Linked DNA regions of Homo sapiens: region 2 is linked to region 1. A link is an interaction called in ENCODE POLR2A ChIA-PET data of the cell type or tissue named here. Cell type or tissue: Caco-2. All regions are shown on one strand. Each heading gives the region's core, and the rest is flanking DNA. Links, peaks and the distances in the headings are about the cores only. Region 1 overlaps GCOM1 (GCOM1, MYZAP-POLR2M combined locus). Region 2 overlaps GCOM1 (GCOM1, MYZAP-POLR2M combined locus).

Region 1 (5,387 bases), core at 208-5,207:
ATGTGTCACCACACCTGGCTAATTTCTTATTTTTAGTAGAGACGGGGTTTCTCCATGTTGGTCAGGCTGGTCTCAAACTCCCAACCTCAGGTGATCCGCCCGCCTCGGCCTCCCAAAGTACTGGGATTACAGGTGTGAGACACCACACCCGGCAACTAAATGCAATTTTTTTTTCACACAAGACAAAAAAAAAAGTAGAGCAGCTCTAAAAATGCTATTAGCAGTAGCACAGCATGTAACACTTGCAGTTGTACAGATGAGTGAGTAGGAGAGGCCATGCTATTCTACAATAAGACAAGTGCCCCATGCCTACAGCACGCAGGGGCCACTCTCAGGTCTTAGCTGACAGAGACCTTATCAATCACTGGGCCTCCCAGAGTTTTACACAGTGTCTAGACGGGGTGTCTAGAGAGTTTAACTGAAGAGCCCAATGCATACTGAAGTACTATATACTTGATCAGGCTATCAATCCATTTCATAAAATCAATGATTACCACCAATAAAAAGTTAATGAAATCATCTTAGCATACTCAGATTTTTTTGTATTTTATATAGTGTTCTACATAGAAAATCAGAGTTTGGGTTTAGTTAATATTAATAGTAATAGCTATTAGTTATTAAGTGCTTAACTCTGGTCCAGTTACCATGCTAAAATGCTTTCATTTTTATTTTTATTTATTTGAGACGGGGTCTCATTCTGTTGCCCAGGCCCAGGCTGGAGTGCAGGGGCATGATCTTGGCTCACTGCAACCTCTGCCTCCCGGGTTCAAGCTATTCTCCTGTCTCAGCCTCCTGAGTAGCTGGGATTACAGGTGCACACCACCACACCCGGCTAATTTTTTGTATTTTAGTAGAGACAGGGTTTCATCAAGTTGCCCAGGCTGATCTTGAACTCTGGAGCTCAGGCAATCCACTGCCTTGGCCTCCCAAAGTGCTAGGATTACAGGTATGAGCCACCATGCCTGGCCTATTTTTTATTTCTTTTCTTTTTTTTTTTTTTTTTTTTTGGTAGAGATAAGGTCCTGCTATGTGGCTTAGGCTGGTCTTGAACTCCTAGCTTCAAGGGATCCTCCCGCCTTGGCCTCCCAAAGTGCTGGCAATACAGGTGTGACCCACCATGCCCAGTCTCTAAATGCTTTATGTACACATTTTTATTTAATCTTCAAAGCAACCCAATGAGGTTTGATATTATCCTCTTCATTCTTAGTTTAAAGATGAAAGAGTTGAAGCTTTAGAGAGATGAAGTAACTTGCCCAAGGCTGAGCTCAGCTAGCAGCTGGCTGGGCAGGGAACTGGACAGCCTGAGCCTCCCTGACTGTTCCACACTGGTGAATTCCTTGTAGGAGAAGAATAGGGACAAAGAACAAAACGCTTCTGCATAACTCAGGCTTAATTCAATGCTTGTATTGGTCTAAAACATTCTAGAAACAAAAATCTAAAAAACATTCTGGACAATACCATGGAATCTTTTATTAGTTAGATGCAAATTTGAAGTCCAAGTATGAACCAGGAATTTTGTTAGAACATACACACCACCATTTAGTAGCTCTCTATTTATTACATATTTTCAAACTACACATGTACTGCACCAAGACTCAAGAAGGCCTGGTTCTAATTCTGGCTATGTGGCTTCCAGTGAATCACTTGATCTCTCTGAGCCCCAGTTCTGGCATCCATAAAACATGGGGATTAACTAGACCGGGAGTTCCAATTTGTTTTTGCCCATAGAGCTATTTATTCAAACAGAATCTTACTTGGAATCCAACAGACAAAACAAACTAAAAGCTGACTTTCTCAGTTGTTTTGGGGAGGAAGAAGGGTCCCACGGTCCAGCCGCTCACTAACCCTCCTCATCCCCCCGGGCATCCCGAAGCCTCTCCAGGAGCCCCAGCTCAGAGTAAGGCAGTTCCAAGAAGCGCAGGTGGAAGGCCACTGCCCTGAGTTACCGAAAGATTCTGGGCTCCTCCCCACCCAGACTTCCCTGGCGCCTTTCACATAGTAGGCACTTAATAAATATTTGCGAGGAAACGAATGAAATATTATTCTGCCTTTTCGGAAACACGGATATGTAGTTTTCATTTCCTCTGCTGATTGACCTAGGTAGTTAAACTGCTAAGATGGATCCGGGGGGAAACCAAATGTTACATTTATGGAAAAGCTGCTTTTAGATACTGAAGTGGCTTCCAAGTTCACCATGGCCATAAGTTAAGGGTCTGTCAGCACTTCCATTATGAAAACCGCTTTGTGGTTTCATAACTTAGCCATAAAAGTTTGCTTCAGGCTATACTTGGGCATACAAATTGAAAAGCTTGTTTTAAGCCAAAATGCGGGAATTAGAAAACAAACAATTTATTGGTTTCAGACATAGTTTTGTACCCGTCTTAGCCAAACAAGATTTATTATGTGGGCAATTAGAGTGGACTAGGCCACTTGGCTTTTGAAAAATACAAAAAGGGGGGAAACGGCCAAATTATTTAAATTTCAAAAAGGTCTCTGTACACAATTGATCGTTCTTTTTGGTTATATTTTCATATATGAAAATATATCTGAATATGATGAGATCCGGAGTCTATATATATGTATATATATGTATATATATATATATATATATACATATATATATATACACATATATATACATATATATATATTCAACATTTTCTATTAATTATATTGGACTGATAAAAAATGCCTTTTTACTAGAAGGCAAGCAATGTAATTGAGGACACTGTCAAAGAAAGAACCTAATGCCGCTTTTGGTAAATTCTTTGAGAATGGCAAGTGATTCATTTTAATTAACAAAAATGACAATACCAGTAATAAATAAAAATTAATAAAGTAAGGAAAGGAGGCCTTACTGTACAATGTTAGAGCTGGTAGAGGCCTGAGCAGTTACCTAGTCAAATCACTGACTTTAGAAGTTGAGAAACCGAGGCCCCAGTGAAGAACCTGTCTGAAGGCATCCTGCTGCTGGCTGGTAGGACAAGAACCAGGTATTCCACACCCCAGCTTGGTGATCGGCTCGTCACTACTTCCCACCAGCTGTAACCACTCAAGATTCCAGGATTCGACATTTTTCTAGACTACTATGTCCAGCAAAGCACACACAAGTGCCCCTGTTCACACAAGAATCCACCCTCCTGCACACACGATACCAGGCATTTTGTGACTTTGATTACCTAAATCACAAGTCACATGTCATTAGCATCTTTGCTGTAAACTTGTTTTATGTCCTCTTGAGGCCAGGCACAGTTGTGAGCACCCGGGAATGGTGAGTTAGTTATCAGAGGCAGGTTACTGTGTTACAGGCTCTAATGTCACCAGGAAGAGACGCAAGCATGGAAGCAGCTTAACAATGAACAGGTCAGTCCTCTAGCTCAGGAATGTAACTGAACAAACCAGGTTATAGTTATCACATATCTGCCGATGACTCAAGCAGATCAGGTATTTATGAACTGGATCCAGTGCTTGACAATACCCTGTTACAGTACTGAGGAACAGATGACTTTTGTTCAAGGTTTAGATCCTCCCTCTTGTATATCACTAAAGCACCTCGGATGCCCCTCTCACACCGTTATATATGTCTACCTACATACCTGTCTCTCCCTCCAGACTGTACTCTGGGGCAGGAACCAAATCTCACTCCTCTCTGTGTCATAACTGTCTGGCACAGGGAAGGTACTAAGAGCATTAGTTGAATGAATGAAGGAAGGAAGGAAGGAACAAATGCATTCACTCACTGACAGGGCCCATCTCTCTCTAAATGGCTTCCCCAGGTCTCTCCTTTGCTGACCCCTCCACCCTGCACAATGCCCCTGTTCCTACAGAAACCAGTCAAGCCTCTCAGCAGCCACCACTCGGCTTTGCAGAAATATTTGTGATAGGAAGAATGCAATTCTGCTAAGAACAGCCTAGTAAAGTATTTTCTTCAGCCAAAGAGGAATTTGAATAAAAAAAAAAATCAGGAAATTCCTAAATACCTGGGTAGAAGATCACAGCCCACTCCTATCTCTCTGGTTTCCACTTCGGTCTTGGCCTGGGTTTCTGTTAAATAGTCCAACCTGCTTTGTAGTTCATTATTCTGGAGATGAGAAAAAAAGGTACTTTCAGTAAGTCAAATATGTTCCCCCTCAAATATGCATGATACAATTTATATGTATTATCTGATTTTGCCCCATGACATGGGCAACTATCACAATGTATTTACAGAGCATCACTTACACAATAGTTGTTGAAGAAATAGATTGACTGAATGCATACAAATGGCTTGCTATGCATGTACAGACATGTGCATCCAATTTTACATAAATGAAAACAAAATATTGTAATCTATGTTATAATCTGCTTTTTCAGCCACTAATTTGTTGTAGCTATCTTTCCATCTATATTAGTTTTCTTTTTATGTCAACAAACTATTTTAACTCATTAATAGTATTCCATTCTATGGATACATTATTTATTTAACTAGTCTCTTATTGATGGGCATTTAGATATTTATCACGTTTTTGCCATTATAAATAAGGTACAGCCCAACTTTTAACACCTCCTCATTAAACTATAAAATGAGCAAGTCTGTTAATTTAATTTAACAGTGGGAAATACCTCTATAACTTAATTAGTCTTTCGTAGGTGTGGAAAATTCAGAATCTCACACATATAAAGTAGAACAAGCTCCTTGGGATTAAAATTCACATTCTGAAAAGTTTTTTTTCTTTCGGGCCAGAGCCAAACATTACATAAGTTAAAGATTAGATGCTCAGCAATTGGAGATTTGCCTCATGGGGGAAATGAAGGACAAAGAAGCAAGAGATACCAAAATGAAAATAGACAAAGAAGTTGAAGATACTGAAATGAAAATAGACGAAGTGCTGGTGCCTGAAATCCGAAGGGCAAAAATGCCAAAAAAAAAATATTCAGAAAGAAGTGAACAGTGGTTATGTCTGCGTATTGAGATTCTGGGATGCTTTTTAAAAAGTGCTTCTATATATTTTTCAGTAACGCTAGACTAAATGTTCATGAAGCAGTGATCATATCTATCTTCCTGGTTGTATGCTCAAAGCATGGCATGCAGCAGATACAAGATAAATATTTGCTAAATAAATAAATTTATAAATGATTTTACAATGAGCAGTTTATTTGCATAACTAGAAATGAAACCATTTGTTCTTTTCTTCTTTAAGTTGGAGCTGAAGCTGAGGCACTATTCTAAGACACTAGGTAACACAAGAAAGTTTAAAAGTTCTATGGAGACAGAAGCTCATTTGTTTTGAAAGAAAGGATGTGGGTTAAACATTCAGTAGCTCCCGCTCTGAAAGGTTGATACCAAGGAGCAACGTATCAGTTCTTGTGAAAATCCATGTTCCGTACAATGTAAAAGTCAATGAATC
Region 2 (5,387 bases), core at 237-5,236, 77 kb after region 1:
CTTGCCAACACCTTAATTTTGGGCCACTAACCTCCAGAACTGTGAGACAAGAAATTTCTGTTGTTTAAGCCAATGGCGTTGTGGTAGTTTTCATGGCAGCCCTAGCAAACAAATCCTCTCCACCCCCGTCCCAGTCTGGTTGGCAGGTTCACAGATCTGCACTGGTCCACAGGGTGGCCTCTTAGCAAAACCACCCTGCAGCCTAGAAGCCCAGGGCTAGAGGGAATGTCAAAAATCTCTTGAGTTCAACCTGCCCACCTTTGAAGAAACCCAACACCCAAAAATGTACCTGACAGGTGGCACCAACCTGTTCATTTTCCATGAACAGGTTAGGGAGCCCAGGTTTGGGACCCATGTTAGCACTTCCACGTACACCATTGCCACCCTCCAAGGCATTGCATTTTGCTACCAGGCACCTCTAACTTGCTGATCTGAGCTTACACCAGAATTTCTACCTAATGGACCCAGGGTTGTCCTCGGACTGCAAACTAATTCCCCTTTTTCTAGGCAGTCCTCCTGTCCCTTGAACTTCCTTTCTTCTGGACGAAACAACCCCAGTTCTTTAAATCACATGACTTGGTTTCAAGATCCCTCTCCATCCTCATCCTCCTCTTGGCAAGCATCATCCCCCAGGGACCCCGGAATCAGATGTGGCCTGACCCCCAGGGCTATCATTGCCTCTTGTGGGGCCAACTTTACAAGCAACCTTCAAAGCTCACCGTCAGTCATGTTGGCCAAAAAGAAACCAAGCCATACTACCAGGTAGCTCTCTTTCCTGGTGGGCAACAACACTGATCTTGAGTAGGGAATCTTGAGTCCCTCCAGAGAAAGGCAACTCTCTGGCTCCAGGCCCCTCAGACTGGTTGAAACCAGTCTGACATTTGCACAAGCATCAAAGTGTAACTCAGACCACAGAGACAATCCAAACCTGTGGTGCTCAACAATCTCCTATTAGGCTGGGTCTAGTCCATGCATAATTCTGCAGGGAAAAGGAAGTCCTTTTCTCCTGCACCACATCACACACACACACACACACACACACAAGTGTGCACACACGTACATATATGCCTATCACACATACACACATACACAGGCTCCAACATCTACTAGCTGTGTGTCTACGGGAAAGTTACTTAATCTCTCTGAATCTCAAGGGTAAAATGGGATAAAGGGAGAGTGTCACATAGTAAGCCTCTATGAATATTAGATATTTTTATTTTTATTTGATTATTTATTTATTTTGAGACTGGGTCTTGCTCTGTCGCCCAGGCTGGAGTGCAGTGGTGTAATCATAGCACTGCAGCCTCAATCTCCTGGGCTCAAGTGATTCTCCGACCTCAGGCCCCTAAATAGCTGGGACCACAGGCATGCATCACCATGCCTGGCTAATTTTTTATTTTTTGTAGACACAGAGTCTTACTATGTTGCCCACATGGGTCTTAGACACCTGGGCTCAAGCAATCCTGTCTCAGCCTCCAAATGTGTTGGGATTTCAGGCATGAGCCACTGCACCCAGCCAGATATTTTTACTATTATCTAGATATTATCATCATCCTATATGCTTCAAAATGAAACAGACCTGCTTAGCCTCACAGTCCTGTTTCCATGAAAATAACAATTTGGTCAATGAATCAGAGACATTAACACTGTAAGTGATGACTTTCGGTTGGTTGATTATTTTAGAGGGGTAATCCTTAATGGTCATAATTTTCAGAAAGGGGGTCCCATGGGTCCAATCACTCAAAAGTTAGATGGTCCCTCCCCTGGCTTGAGCCCATTCTTCATCTGCCCATCTATATTCCTCAACACACTTCCTATGATGAGCTGGGCAACCCTTATATGAAGCTCTCACACTGAGCAATACCCTGAGGTATACAAAGCCACAAGGTAAACAGAATGCATAAAATAAAATGAACTTGTAAAATAAAACATATGACCTCAAAGACATTTGGCAGTTGCAGCAGGCGCTTGAGGCTACTGCAGCACCCTGTCTGAAGTTTACTCTTGTCAACAGAGGTGCTTTGATCAAAACATTAAGGAGCAAAGCTAGTTTTTCTTTAATAAACACTGACCCACTGATGGACTGGCTGTTCAGGAGCAATTTAAACCCAGCTTAGAACAGAATCACACATCTTCCTTACAAGATAGCCAAATGTATGGCCATGGGGAAGAAAGAAAGTTGCAGAACAAAACATTAAGAATAATCCCATTTTAATTTTTTAAATATACCCTGATAACTTGTGTAGATGTAGGCGGAAGATATTCTTAAGGAAACAGATTTCTGTGTTGGTGGCAACGATGTTAAGATATGTAAGGTTTTGATTAAAATAATAATAGTAGTTATAGTAATAACAAAGACTGGGAGAAAATATGTCGGGAAGAGACAGATCCAGAAAGAGACTAATCCTTCCACAGGACTGCTTCAGGAGCAGCAAGGGGGACATTCTAAAGGTCTAAAAGGTACTCTGAATCCCTAACAGAAGCACTAAGGACAGTAACCCCTGAACCACCCATAAAGTTGTCCGAGTACAGTCTACCTCCCTCCATTCATTCACCTTCCGCAATCTCCCCATGGGAAAATCTCCCCGAGTAACATCAAGGCAGCATTCCTTACCTCCGAGCATTTTACGAGGCTGATCTCCATGGTCTCCTGAAACTCGGATACACAATCTCCAGAGATGCCCCAGGCTTGGCAGTGCCTGAAAGGCAGGTAGGGCACTTTATTCCCAGGGGTTCCCAAAGCAGCTGGTTCAGGGCTTGTGTTATGCACAATGCGAAGAACTGCATCCTACCCTGAACACCACTGCTACCGAACCAGCTGTCCCTGGGGGCAAGGGTTCCTTCCAGGAGATCAAAGCAGGAAGCTGGACTCAGCATACTTTATTACTCAGTTACTGAGCACCTATTACTTGTGAAATATTTTTAGGGACTATGAGGGTACGACGATGGCAAAAAAAAAAAAAAATGCTGGCCTCCAAGGAGTACATAATCTAGAAATATACCCAAACAAGGCAATCAAGAACACTTGGAATAACCAATACAAGGTGTAGAGAGACAGGATAGCTTTGTGGTTAAATCATAGTGGAAATGTACTTCCTGGCTTCCAGTATTGGTTCTGACACCTACTAGCTTTGAGACCTTTGGAAAGCCACTTAGTCTTCAGTGCTTCCATTACCCTAGTTGTAAAAAGAACTAACAATACTATACCCTCTTAGGAATGTTGTGAGGATTAAATTAGCTAATGTGTGTAAAGAGCTTAGGACAATTTCTGGCACGCATTAAGCACTCTGTAAACATTCTTTATTATCATGGGAATATAGGAAGAAGAACACTAATCTTAATGGGAGGTGGGAATATATGGGAAAGTCCCTCAGGAAGGACCCTCGGGATACAATTTAAGCTGGGTATAGAAGGACAGAAAGGACTTTACAGGTCAGTGAGGTTTGGAGAACCCACCATCATAACAACAGCAGACAGCTATCAGGCAAGGCGTTCTAGTCTGTGCCAAACACACAGATGTCGGCAAGTTCCAAGAATAAGAACCTGCAGCCTAAGCCTGGGTAGGACAGGCAAATGGACAAACAGATAGGGGCTGAACTATCAATCTACAAATGCATGATAGAGAAGCACTGGCTCTAGTCAGAAGACAATGAGGAGTCATTCAAATCTTTGGAGGAAGAGACTAACATTCAAATCTGAGTTCATTTCAATAATCCAACTGGTCATTTTTCAGTGCCTCCAGTGTTCCATGCACCACACAATGGACGGAAGGGAAAACATAGGGGGAGTGATCAAGTAAGCTTTGTACCGTCACCACTTAATATAGCCCCTACGGTGCTTAGCATAGTATCAACACATGATGGGCGCTCGCTCAGTGTTGGGTTTTGTAGTTTTTTCTAGGTTGAACTAAAACAAAGTAAGAATATACCTGAAACTCCCTGGAGTGCCTTGCACTTTCTTGAAACCAACCCCCCTGGGAAGGATAGCAAGGGAGGGACAGGTAGCATTCAGGTTTCCTCCACAAGAAAAAGCACAACAAAACCCTTTTTGGCAACTCAGGGCCCCTGGGGAGCTACATGGGTCCCCTCAGGCCTTGTTTCTGACCCTTTTGTGGAGATGAGGGCCTGGGTCTCACCTACGGGGTACTCTGCGGATCCAGTAACATCATGCTCTCAACTTCAGGCACCTTGGCTCACCCAGGGGAAAAATATCTATCTCAAATAAAAAGGGAGTGGAGAAGATGATTCAGGGAGGTGACAGGGGTTTGCCAGTTTACAAAGATGGATTTCCCTAAGGAAATTAGCCAAGTGCATTTACATTTCTCTCAGGCCTGTTCCACTTTGTGACTGTGGGTCCCTGCCCAGCTCCCCTTAATGATAAAAGGTGGGGCCCTTGTAAGTGTGGCTAGGGGGAACAGACCCCACACTCTCTGCTCAGCACAAGGATCAAATCCCAGGAGCCTGCAGCAGGCTGCATGCGGAACAGTGTATGCCCCATCTAGATTAGACCTCTTGGCTCTGCTGTGGCCCTGAACTTGCAGCCCAATTATCTACATCAGGGTGGGGCGAACTTTTTCTGTAGAGAGCCAGACAGTAAATATTTAGGTTTTGCAGGCCCCTGTGAAAACCATTCTTAGCTCAGAGGCATACAAAACATTCCTGCTTTCTGTGGCTGTGTTCTGTACTAGGCACACAATGTGCCCCAAACGCCAAGATCCAGAGAGAAAACACAGGTGGATGAAGGCACACAAAGATGCCAGTGTGACTTGGAGTGCGAGGACTCCCCCTCCCTGCCCCATCACCACCCTGCCCTTCATCCCACAAGGCTCAAGGGACCTTTCTGCAACACTGTCCCAGGAGTGTCTGCATTTCCAAGAAAGCTATAGAAGGGAGTAATGCTTAAAGAAATATTGTTAGCCTTGCTGCACATTAGAATCGCCTGGGAAGCTTCCTAAAAAATACTCATGCTTTTCTGTACTTTAAGATGTTCCCATTTAATTGGTTTGGGATGAGGCCTCGACATGGCTATTTTAAGCCTCCCAGTGATTCTGTGTATAACTGGTTGAGAACCACTGACTGAACCAAAGGGATGAAGCTCCAACTGTGCAGCAGGATGAGGCAACTCGAATATTTGGAGGACTTCCCAGAACTGTCAACCTCCTCACCTGGGCCAGCATTCCCATGTATTTGTCACCCGTTTCCTGCCCAGGTGGGTCAGAAGTGATGGGATGGATTTAACCCAAGGCTTCTCTTCCTGTTTTTCCATTTGCCAATTCAATGTTAACTGTGGCTCCTCTACGTAGGACCTGGTGAGATTTCTGTTTTTAACTGCCTATTCCACCAGGCCTGGGGAGGGGTGGTTCCTAAGCCCTGTCTTCCAGTAGGTAA

The links. ChIA-PET counts read pairs that join two places held together with the same protein. Peaks named below come from ENCODE experiments on the same cell type or tissue, not always from the same donor. Only the 100,000 strongest peaks of a DNase experiment are listed, where the experiment ranks them.
Region 2: POLR2A ChIA-PET joins it to region 1 with 9 read pairs; 1 of 35 experiments calls an interaction of 5 or more read pairs at or near these places.

The regions. Positions count from the first base shown.
Region 1 is chr15:57,673,662-57,679,048 of GRCh38, reverse strand. It overlaps GCOM1 (GCOM1, MYZAP-POLR2M combined locus), which reads right to left. Exons shown (of 17, transcript NR_104371.3): 11 at 3,981-4,081. MYZAP (myocardial zonula adherens protein) reads right to left here. Exons shown (of 13, transcript NM_001018100.5): 12 at 3,981-4,081. Among named protein-coding and RNA genes, the nearest start is that of POLR2M, 30 kb to the left of the region's middle. In Caco-2, for the core only: no CTCF peak of the experiment used is centred there; a DNase peak (open chromatin) is centred at 3,328.
Region 2 is chr15:57,596,931-57,602,317 of GRCh38, reverse strand. All of the region lies in intron 1 of GCOM1 (GCOM1, MYZAP-POLR2M combined locus), which reads right to left. All of the region lies in intron 1 of MYZAP (myocardial zonula adherens protein), which reads right to left. Among named protein-coding and RNA genes, the nearest start is that of MYZAP, 7.7 kb to the right of the region's middle. In Caco-2, for the core only: no CTCF peak of the experiment used is centred there; a DNase peak (open chromatin) is centred at 2,787.